2 separate regions of the Homo sapiens genome follow, and region 2 is linked to region 1. Evidence: read pairs that join two places in POLR2A ChIA-PET (ENCODE). Cell type or tissue: MCF 10A. All regions are shown on one strand. Each heading gives the region's core, and the rest is flanking DNA. Links, peaks and the distances in the headings are about the cores only. Region 1 overlaps EFNA5 (ephrin A5). Region 2 overlaps EFNA5 (ephrin A5).

Evidence for each region. Peaks named below come from ENCODE experiments on the same cell type or tissue, not always from the same donor. Only the 100,000 strongest peaks of a DNase experiment are listed, where the experiment ranks them.
Region 2: POLR2A ChIA-PET joins it to region 1 with 6 read pairs; 4 of 35 experiments call an interaction of 5 or more read pairs at or near these places.

The regions. Positions count from the first base shown.
Region 1 is chr5:107,429,909-107,435,296 of GRCh38, forward strand. All of the region lies in intron 1 of EFNA5 (ephrin A5), which reads right to left. Among named protein-coding and RNA genes, the nearest start is that of EFNA5, 240 kb to the right of the region's middle. In MCF 10A, for the core only: no CTCF peak of the experiment used is centred there; a DNase peak (open chromatin) is centred at 2,283.
Region 2 is chr5:107,574,398-107,579,785 of GRCh38, forward strand. The region is part of intron 1 of EFNA5 (ephrin A5); the gene reads right to left. Among named protein-coding and RNA genes, the nearest start is that of EFNA5, 94 kb to the right of the region's middle. RefSeq lists an enhancer at 1-914. In MCF 10A, for the core only: no CTCF peak of the experiment used is centred there; DNase peaks (open chromatin) are centred at 2,794 and 3,894.

The DNA.
Region 1 (5,388 bases), core at 125-5,124:
AATTCTGTCCTTAAATGTCAAATGATCCATAGCAACTCCACTTGACCCTTGCTCTTGAAAAGCAGCATGCTGATTTACACAAGAGAAATAAGGACAAATTCTCAGAATATTCACTTTTCAGCTAGAGGATCCCAAACTACATAACCATTTTTTTAAAAACCGAAAACACTTGGAAGTATTTATATATTTGCAATGACCACGAGTTTACTTTTTCTTCATTACTAGCAGACAATGATTTGTCAAGATGCAAGGAAAGCCTGTGTTGCTTTTAAAAGATTTTTGAACATCAAGCTAACATCACTGCCAAAGTACAGAGAAAAGACACTGCAAAGTTCAGATAAAAGGGTGCTGGGATATGAAGCATCAGCACTCAGAGTAGCCTGACAGTTTTGGATAAGAGCCAGACAAGAACAGCAGAAGGCAATGCCCAGATGCACTTTATATTATTATATTATTATTATAGATTTTAAAGAGATTCAAGGGGGAAGTTTTTTCTTTCCCTAAGTGTCACTCATTTTAGCTTCCACTAGCATTTGGCACTGCTCAAAGTGAAAGTAAAAATTAAAACTGCCATTGTCTGGACCCATTCTGTTACTCCTTTATTCTGTAATTCCTTTATTCCACAACTGAAAAAAAAATGTCAGTTTCTTCATGCCTAGAAGTTTGCTCTCCTTTCCTAACTCTTACCCCTGTTAATGTTGCTAAATTTTTACTAAAGCAAACTGTGAGGCTGAAGACCCATTCTACTTTGTGTTGACCAGCTATCCCTTCTGATGACATTTTATTTTGCATGGAGTGTTAAGTGAATTACGGTGGTACCTATTTCAAACATGCGATTGCCCCAGCAATTATTATTTCTTTCTTTCTTTTTTTTTTTTTTTTTTTTTGAGATGGAGTTTCACTCTGTTACCAGGCTGGAGTGCAGTGGTGTGATCTCGGCTCACTGCAACCTCCGCCTCCTTAATTCAAGCAATTCCCCTGCCTCAGCCTCCCAAGTAGCAGGGATACAGGCATGCGCCACCACACCCAGTTGATTTTTGTATTTTTAGTAGAGACAGGGTTTCACCATGTTGGCCAGAATGGTCTCAATCTCCTGACCTCGTGATCTGCCCAGCTCGGCCTCCCGAAGTGCTGGGATTACAGGCGTGAGCCACCGCGCCCGGCCACAATTAGTATTTCTACCCTTTTAGCAGCCATACGACGAAGAAAAGATGATGATTCACTACAGAATCAATTTACACTTTTGTTTCAGATCTTAAATTCATATAGTTTAGTAATGTACATTTCAAAGGGTGGACAATATAAATATAAAAACAATGACAAACTGGAATTCATAAAAGGCAGCTATATAACGTACTCAAGTATAATCCAAAGAAAAGTTTAGGATCACATATGCTAATCCTATTAGGTTGGTGCAAAAGTAATTGCGGTTTTTGCCTTAATATATCAAATCATGTTCTCTGGGTATAAAGTAGAATGGAACCATTCTTTTCTGGCCATACTGTGAAGGAGCACATAAGTATGGCTAATATTAGAGTGCTTATTATGTTACATTCATTATCTCAACTTAATCTCTATTACGATGCCACGGAATAGCCACTATTATTACTACACCCATTTAAAGATGAGGAAATTGAGATTAAGAAGTCAAGCAACGTGCCCAATATTACACAACTAGTAAAGAAAAGGGGGAGGCAGAATTCAAACCCACTCTGACCTCAGAACCAAAGCTCTTCACTTTTCCATTTTGTGAGAGATTAAATTGCTAGAGCCAAGTCCTTAGGTCAGCACTATATTCCTCCAGAGGGACCCATTTTCATTCTTGATGAGGTTTCAGTTCTCTCCTTCATTCACGGATGCAACAAATATTTGCTGCATCCAGGATCTGCTATGGGCTTTACATATGTTATCATATGAAATCCTCGAAACAACCCTATTTTGTAGTTTTAATTAGTTTCACTTTACCAATGAGTCGAGGACATTCAGAGAGGGCATTGTCCAACTTTTTATAGCTAATAAATAGCAGAGTTAGGATCTGAACTCAAGTCTTACATGGTTCTGAAGCATATTCTTGTCCTCCTAACCACAATGGTTCCAAAGCTTCACCAGCTGTAGTAACGACCCTCTTAAGAGTTGGGTTACCTTTATATTTACACTGGTCTTCTAGCAGAGCATTGCAACAAGGTGTCCCAGCCCTACTGTCTCCTCCATGAGGTTTGTCCCAAACTCCTAAACTGGAAAGCTGAGGGGTGTGTCAACATTTAGAATAAGCCTCAGATTGCAGGGTTAGCTCCTGACTCATCCTTTCACAGAATAACATGTTGTTAGGCTCAGCAGCCATTCACATAAAGGAATCTTTTTTCCATCAGGAAGCAGCTTTCATGAGCTCTAGCTCATATTAAAAGAGGAAACTGACATCTAGGAAGACTGATTCTGCATGCCAATATTTACAAATGCCATGGGTAACACAGCCATTGCTTTAACATATTTGTAAATTTCTTGGAAAATTTCTTGTAAATGTCTTCTCTTTATGTCTTATCCTTAATTCCATCCATTGTATCAGCAGTTCTATACCTCTATCTGAGATCACCACATAATTTTAACTATAAGAATTTCTGGCTGTACACCAAGCCAGCAATAATTACAATACAATCTCTACTAAATTATCACAGTGCTTCACAATCTAAAAGCATGCTCAGTTACCATACTTAGAAAAGCAATTGTGTTTGAGTCAAACAATTACGGCCCTGCCTGTTTTCACAGTGTAAAAGTCTCAAGAGTCAAGAAACATCTCATATGCATAAAAAGATGGTCACTGCTCCCCAGAAGGCTGCATGGCCACTTAGGTCAATGTTCTGTGCAACATAAATAGTTGACCCTTGAGCAACACGGGTTTGAACTGCATGGATCCACTTACACGTGGACTTGCTTCTACCTGTGCCACCCCTGAGACAGCAAGACCAATCCCTCCTCATCCTCAGTCTACTCAATGTGAAGACAAGGATGAAGACCTTTAGGATTATCAACTTCCACTTAAAAAGAGTAAATATATTTTCTCTTCCTTATGATTTTATTAATAACATTTTCTTTTCTTGAGCTTACTTGATTATAAGAATATAGTATATATGTTTAACATAGAAAATATGCATTGACTGTTTATGTTAATGGCAAGGCTTCCAAGCAATTGTAGGCTATTAGTAGCTAAGGTTTTCAGGAGTCAAAAGTTATACCTGGATTTTCAACTACATGCAGGGCCAGTGACCTTAACCTCCCACATTGTTCAAGGATAAACTTCATATTATATGTACTCTATTATGGCAAGAATACATTGTACACATTTATGAAAATTTGGTGGTAGACTGGTTCAGAATCAATGTCATATATATTATAAAAGGGTAATTTTAGTTAATTTAGGAAAATAAAATTCAGCATGGCAACTAGTCCTTTGCAATCATCTCAAATACCAAAAATGAATTATGTACTTTATGGTAGTTCTTGATAAACCAGAGGCCACCTGGAGCATTGGATAAAAAGCACGTATCTAGGGCTATTGACAGCAAAAGTAACAACTGAAGCTGGGATTAGAGCTGAAAAAGTGTGCTTCTGGAAAGTGTGTTTGTTTCTCAGTGTTTACCTGATGACATTCCATTATATGCTGAATAAATTTTAATTTTCAATTTAAAGCCACTGTTAATATCTCTCCCTTGCTGAGCATGGTGGCTGATGCCTGTAATCCTAGGACTTTGGGAAGCTGAAGTGGGAGGATCACTTGAGCCCAGGAGTTTGAGCCAGCCTGGGCAATATAGTGAGACTCCATCTCTATAAAACATTTTTTTAAAAAAATTAGCCAGGCATAGTAGTGTGTGCCTGTAGTCCCAGCTACTCAGAAGGCTGAGGCAGGAGGATCACTTGAGCCTCAGAGGCAGAGGTTGTAGTGAACCGAGATTGTGCCACTGCACTCCAGCCTGGGCAACAGAGCAAGACCCTGTCTCAAAAAAAAAAAAAAAAATTGCTCCCTGTACTGAACCTATCTGCAAGAAGTAAGTCATGACTTGAGTCTCAGAATTCAGATGAAATAAAGACAAGAGAAGTGAGGTAACAGTTGACAACTAACTTTTCATTTAGATCTCACCAGTGTGCCCTCAACTTTCTACTGAGGAAGCAAAGCATTGTTTGATGACATTAGGTAGCCTAAGCTGTAAGAGCTTTGTCCTCCTAAGTATTTCATTTTCAAACTTGGGTGGCTGAAAAAGGTACATCTACTACTTGAATAGTCTAGGTCCTTTACTAGTCTCAAGTGTAAGTTCTCAACGTACTCTGACCCTGTCTCTTGGTTCCTCTTTACTAAGGTAAGTAGATACCACCTCGCTTTTCTTCCTTATGATTTTCATGGTGCCGACCTGACTTCCTCCTGGACCCCACACTCCTGTGTTGTGGATATTGACAGCTGGGGAGGCCACATTGAAAGGACACTCAGGCAGTGCCCTGGGCTTCAGGCTGCAGAGGAGCAGCACCATAATCCTCCTTCTCTGAGTTCATCTTTAGCCACTTTGCCCTGCAGTCTTCCTCCTTTCATTCCATCCTCATTTGCTAAAGCCAAAATGCATTTCATTTTAGTAGCTGGAAAAGGAAGGGTATGGTGCATATTTAAAATGTTCTAAATTGGCCTTTAGCATATGTTGCTGGCACAGCAGAGAACCTGCTTCCAGGGAAATATGTATGGAGGTATTTTATCAAGAAGCTCCTGAGTGAAGTTTCTTCACTCCATAAATATAGAAACAGCATTACTGAAAGGAGACAGTGTTATTAGAGGTTAGGAAGCTGTGAGATACTTTCATCCCCCTTCACATTATGTTTTAAAGAATTCAATAATGAAAATGTTATTTCTCATGAACTGGATAGTTGATTATTACATTTTAAATATATTTTAATCTGTCAAAGAGGTGATTGTTTTAATATTCCTACTTGAACAGAAATCCAATGTCACTTCTTTAATTACAAGGCAACCTAATGTATTACATTCTGAAATTGAAATGTAAAAGAAGGATATGATTTATGGTCAAAGATTAAGCAAATTTATCAGCTTAGGGTTCCTCCAAAATTTTAAACTAATTCTAGAGTGAATATATCTTGGGAGCACTGTCTTCAAATTCTACTATTACTGATTTAAAGGCTAATTTCAGAACAAGATGTCTGTTTTTAACTAGTATAATTTTTCATTTGTCCCAAAAGGGGCTAATGGGTCCTGCAACAGATATGGGTTTGGTTTATAAATATGTTTTTGTGAGGAGATGGGCAGGACAGCAGTCTCTGTTGTATAACATGCTGCTTCTTGCATCCTTCTGTTATTCCTTTCAGCACAGAATGCAAGCCTTATGGCTTTCCTAT
Region 2 (5,388 bases), core at 263-5,262, 140 kb after region 1:
CCAAACCCCCTCAGATTAAACTCAATATGCCATTAATATGAAAAGAATTTGACAGTTTACATAAGGGATGTGACCTGGTGCCAACAACCTCTGGCTTCTCCATTCTCCAGATGGTAGCAGATTAGTAGGCAGCCTTTATTCTCATAAGAAGATTTTTTTCCCCCCATGGAAAAACTATAAAGGCCAATTCTGTTCCAAACTTCAAGTTTCCTTCACAAATGTCTACACAATTCTGGGCCTTAACTAATGCTATTAAAAGAAGCCCCTGGGCTTGAAGCTATATGGAAGGGGGGAAAAAGACTAAGGCAAACTTAACTCTAATGCCTGTCTTTAAAAGATCTATTGACAGAAGCAGTGGGGAGAGTTTGAACTAATGTTAACTTAAAGAAAAAGGCTGGTGAGATTCAATTGTGGATGTGAATGCTTGCTTGAGTTTGATCTTGACGGGGCTTAAGATAAGGGAGATAAAAACCTAAGCCTACTTACATATTAAAAAATGCAGTTGCACTAAATTCACTACATACCACTGTTCTCAATTTGATTTATGCCCATCATCAGTGAAGATGCTGAAGGACACCCCTGTCTAATATGGGAAGAAGCCACAGCAGAGGGCACTTGCTCTGCTTTGCTGATGCTAACGTGAAAAACCATTTCCTGACAATGCACGATACTCGTTCTTTCACATTAACTCTTCAAACGTAACAAAGAATAAAAACGGAATTTTTCTTTGGTCCTGTTCTGAGGTATAAATATAACAAGCAGTTAATCAAAGAGATCCAAGAGGTGAAAAGCAGCCTTTAGTCTGTAAGAAATTATTCCACCAACAGATAAGAAGTGATCTTTAAGTAATCAGGAAAAATATCATATTTTGTAAACAGACTGACCTTAGTAACACTTTTAAGGATCTTCAGGTGCACTTTAAATCCAGAAAGCTAAGCAGACACTTTCCCAAAATGTTTGGGTTGTTTTGTGGTCATCAGGACACATACCATGTATCCCAAAGGAGAAAATTATGTCCTCTGAGGGGAAAAACCTTTTCTAGTAATCCTTTGAACCCACCAAGACTGCTTTTCATACCAATTAGTTCATAAAATGTGTTAGAGATACTTTTCATGCAGTTTTAAATGTTTTTATTAACATTTTCTCAAGTTGGTGAAAATGTGGTAGATGTAGCTTGGATTTTTTTTTCCAGGCAAGTTAGTCATGATGACTGAGATCCTGAAAACTATAAAATAATCTATTGTAGACCTACTGAGCTCAATGAAAACAAGTAGCACAGCACATAGTCCTTACCCTTGAGGAGTTTACATTCCACTATGAGAATTGGGCCACAGAATGAAAAGATTTGGTAAAAATTCAAGGTATCAGGGAGAAAGAGATTATAAAGAAAAAAGACAGCATCTAGGATTCCACCTATTTAACATGACCTATTTCTAGCAGTTTCCAAAATCATTTAGTTAAGAGAACATCAGCATTTGCCAATAGCAAATATACTTAGAGGTCCCAAGAAATAAAAGTTTTCATGGAAATCTCAAAGGCAATAAAAAGGAAAGGCAGGATTTATTTAATTTCTTTTCTGCAAACTGCCTCATTTCCTAAAGGAGGAAATGCCAGGCAAACAGTAACTTAAATGGTTGTATTAAACACTCACCCAAGGATGCCATTAATGATAACTGTCCAGAACTTGTTTAAGCTAAATGTCTAGTTCTCCAAATGCATCGGCAGGGTACAAAATGGGTTGTTGTAAATGGATGTTTTCTAGTTTTCTGCTTTTCCTACAGTGTTCTCACAGAAACAACCATTTCCATCATCATTATCATACTCTTTTTAAGTGAGAAAAGTTACATCCAGTAGAGGAACTATCCCCAATCCAGTAACTGGGACCATCACGGCAATCACATAACAAGTTTAGGAAACGGCTTAAGGAAATGAGCTAATAACATGACTGCACACAAGCAGATTATCTCTGATTGCTACAAAGAATGCTATTAGGGGGCACCATGTTTCCAAGTGATCATTTTTCCAGCCTGTTACAGAAAGGTTAATCTGCCGTCCTATTCATAAAATCAATTTAGAATCTTGCCAAATGCAAAAGAATTACATGAAAAAAATCCATCATCAGGAACTATGCCGACATTTCTTTCAATTGTCTTAGACAAGACTAATTCAGATATTTTCCTGACCATAAATTTACCCATGGAAATAAAGGCTGTATACATGACTTTATCAATTACCACTGCTTATCCAGCATGTTGGAGCAGACTCATGTGAGAGGAAAACACAATGGCTGTTTATAAAGGTTCTTATAAAGCTGCTAACACCCAAATTATTTACTACATGAGAATGAGGGAACACATCAGAGAAGCTTGCCATACTGTTATTTAACTGCAAAAATACTAAGCCTCCTCCCTTTAGAATCTCAGAACAACTGCTGAAGTTGTACAATACTAAGGTGTGATGAAATCCCTTCTCTAATCCACATTCTGACAGTCAAATTGTTGCACATATAAACCCCTCCACCCCATGAAGGTTAGCATTCCAGGGTTATTTCCAGTCCCAAAACATGGAAATCTGTTTCAACTTGCCCACCTATCTCAGCTTTAGTCAGAGAATTTTGCCTAAATCTTAAGTATCTATATTTCACTCTTAGTTTAGAAAGATCTAGTGGCCAACTACACCAGTTTTTCGCCCTTGCCTTGCAGCAGATCAGATTGTGAAATGTAAATCAGAATACCTTTCACCTGCAAAATGACTAACATAATTGCCAACACAAATTTCCTCAGGCCCTGAGGGGGTTTTCAGAGGCACTTTGGCCACCTGGTCACTCTGAAACAAGTCAATTGTGAACATAAAACTCAAATCTTGCTTGGGAACGTAGCCTGGGAAAAGGGGAAATTTGCCATTCCCAGATGAAGTCAGTTTCTCGGTTGGGCTGTTTTGTCTGTGAATAGCATTTCATAGTTTCTGTGAAATCTAAATTTCAGATATTACTGTAGGCTAAAACAAAAAGGAAGAGCTGTGTGCCCTTTCAGACACAGAAAACCCAGTGAAGGTTCAGCAATAAGGGTTAAGATGCAAAAGGCAGGCCGAAACGGGAAATTTAAGGATACCCCACTCCAGATGGATTACATCCAAGGCCCACTTATCTGAAATGGAATTAGACCAAATGTCAAGAGGAAAGAATGGCCAGGCTTACCCCTTCGTGTTTTGGGAAGAGCTAGTCTGAATGTTTTGCTGACATTTGAAGTATAAAAGGGTCTTATTGTAAACTCTGGACCCCCAGAAGGCCTGCTTCTAGAGAACTGTGAAAGGAGAGATTAGTTGGGGGAGCCTCACCATCGGATTCCACCCTTCAATCACGTTAGACACAGAGCTTTAGCCACTTCTTTGCTTAAAGTCATGCATGTGGTCAAAAGTTTAATTATATCACCGGCTGCATCAGCAAGCATATTGTCTGCCATCCACAGGAGGGATAAACCTTTTTTGGAGCGCGGGGGTTCAGACATTGCTGTGGAAGACTTCCTGAAATCTTAGGTTATGCCTGACAGTTGGCATTTTTTTCCTTAACTGATCAAAGAACATAGCCTGGGTCCTGATAAGATTATAAAAGATTTCTCTCGAATTCTCAACTTTTGGTGAGGCCTCTACTCTCTCGCCAAACAGCTGAGTTTTTAATGGATTGTGTCTCAAGACAATCAAATTGGCACCTTTGACATAACTGACTGGTTCTTTGCCAGCCAGTCATTCCTCCATTCAATCAACAAGAATTTATTAAATGCTTAGGTGCTGAGAAGATGCAAAAGTGTGCCTCTCCTAGAGAAGTCTGCAATCTAAGCAAAGCACCACGTAATTAAACTAGCTATGAGTCAATCCAACTGGTTATGCATGTATACCAGGCCAAAATCCATGAAGTCTGAGGTAACTACAAATTTCATTTTGGAAATTGAGAAATGTTGATGATAATCAGTTTTGGGTTGTGGATTTCAGGGGTGGTTTCGGGCAAGGAGTAACTGCCCTGGACACCAACCCAGAGAGTCCCAAGAGGGGGCCACACGAGGCCAAAACCAGTTCCCAGTTCTAATCAGTAGAGGAAAAAAAGTGAGAAATTTCTAGACCTTTTAAATACATAACTTTCAGTTTGAATCTGAGTGTTCTAAAAATTGTAATATATGTAAAAGAATACCAGAAAAAATAAATGATAAATGGCCTACCTCAGACTTATCAGGCAAGAGGCACCCTTATAAGCATCCACTGTTCAGAGCATCTGTCCAATTAATACTGATGGTGACAGACTTTTGTTCTCCCCAAACACACACACTCATACCCATGTACATTTGCCAAGCAGAATTCTTTTTGCAGTAAAAAGGACATGATGGCAACATGATTCGCAAAAGGAAATGACACTGCTGTCTGAAATTAAAAGGGAGCCTGCGATGATATGGGGCTGGCTTCTACGCTGGACATGGTAGGCCCAGTGCCTAAGACCCCAGCAGTGTTTTAATTTCTTTTAAAATAAATAAAATCCAGCCTTGATCACATTTGTATTTACACCAACACAGTCATAAGACAAAATTTTAATTTTTTTAATGGAGGAAAGGACCCATAAAGACAAAAGTGCATAAATGGTGTCCACATGAAGCACACTGTGGCCCTGATCAACTCTGCCACTTCCTGCTTGCCCACTGCATGCCTTGAACTCTACATACCCTCTCTACTCTTCCCAACAACCCTGGAAGTTAAGCATTAACACTGTCCTTATTTTATACAGAAGGACATTATAGTGCAAAAAGCTTTGGTAATCATGATGCAGAAGAAAGACCATAGATTTTGGACACAAACACAGCTGGATTAGAATTCCGGCTCATCCATTAACCAACTGTGTGACATGGAGCCAGGTTCAACTTTCCAGAGCTAAGAGAATGAAGTAAAATATATACAAAGAGCTAGTACAGAATAAGCAAAAAATAGTGGCCATTACTGTAATCATTACTACTGTTTGAACGGCTAGTGGCTGAACCAGCATTCTAACTCAGGTCTGCTGCTGAAGTCTTTTCTTTATCCACAGTGTTTCTCTTTAGAACTGCATGACAGACAAGAGGCTCCAAGAAACATATAGTTGTGTGACCCAGTCTTAAAAAGAAAAAAGAAAAAAAAAAGACCACCCTTGAATAAAATCATTCCATACCAGAATAATAATAATAATAAAAGCCACAGTTAATAGTATTATAGTCCTTTTCTCTCTCTCTGTCTGAATAATAGAAATGAGCAACATGACTTGATAATTTCAGTTCAAAAAAAGCACAGGGTGAATTCATCATTTAGTTGAAATGTTTTCATCCACCAAAGAGGCTGCACCCCAAATTCACTTCCAGCAGAACTTCAATATGC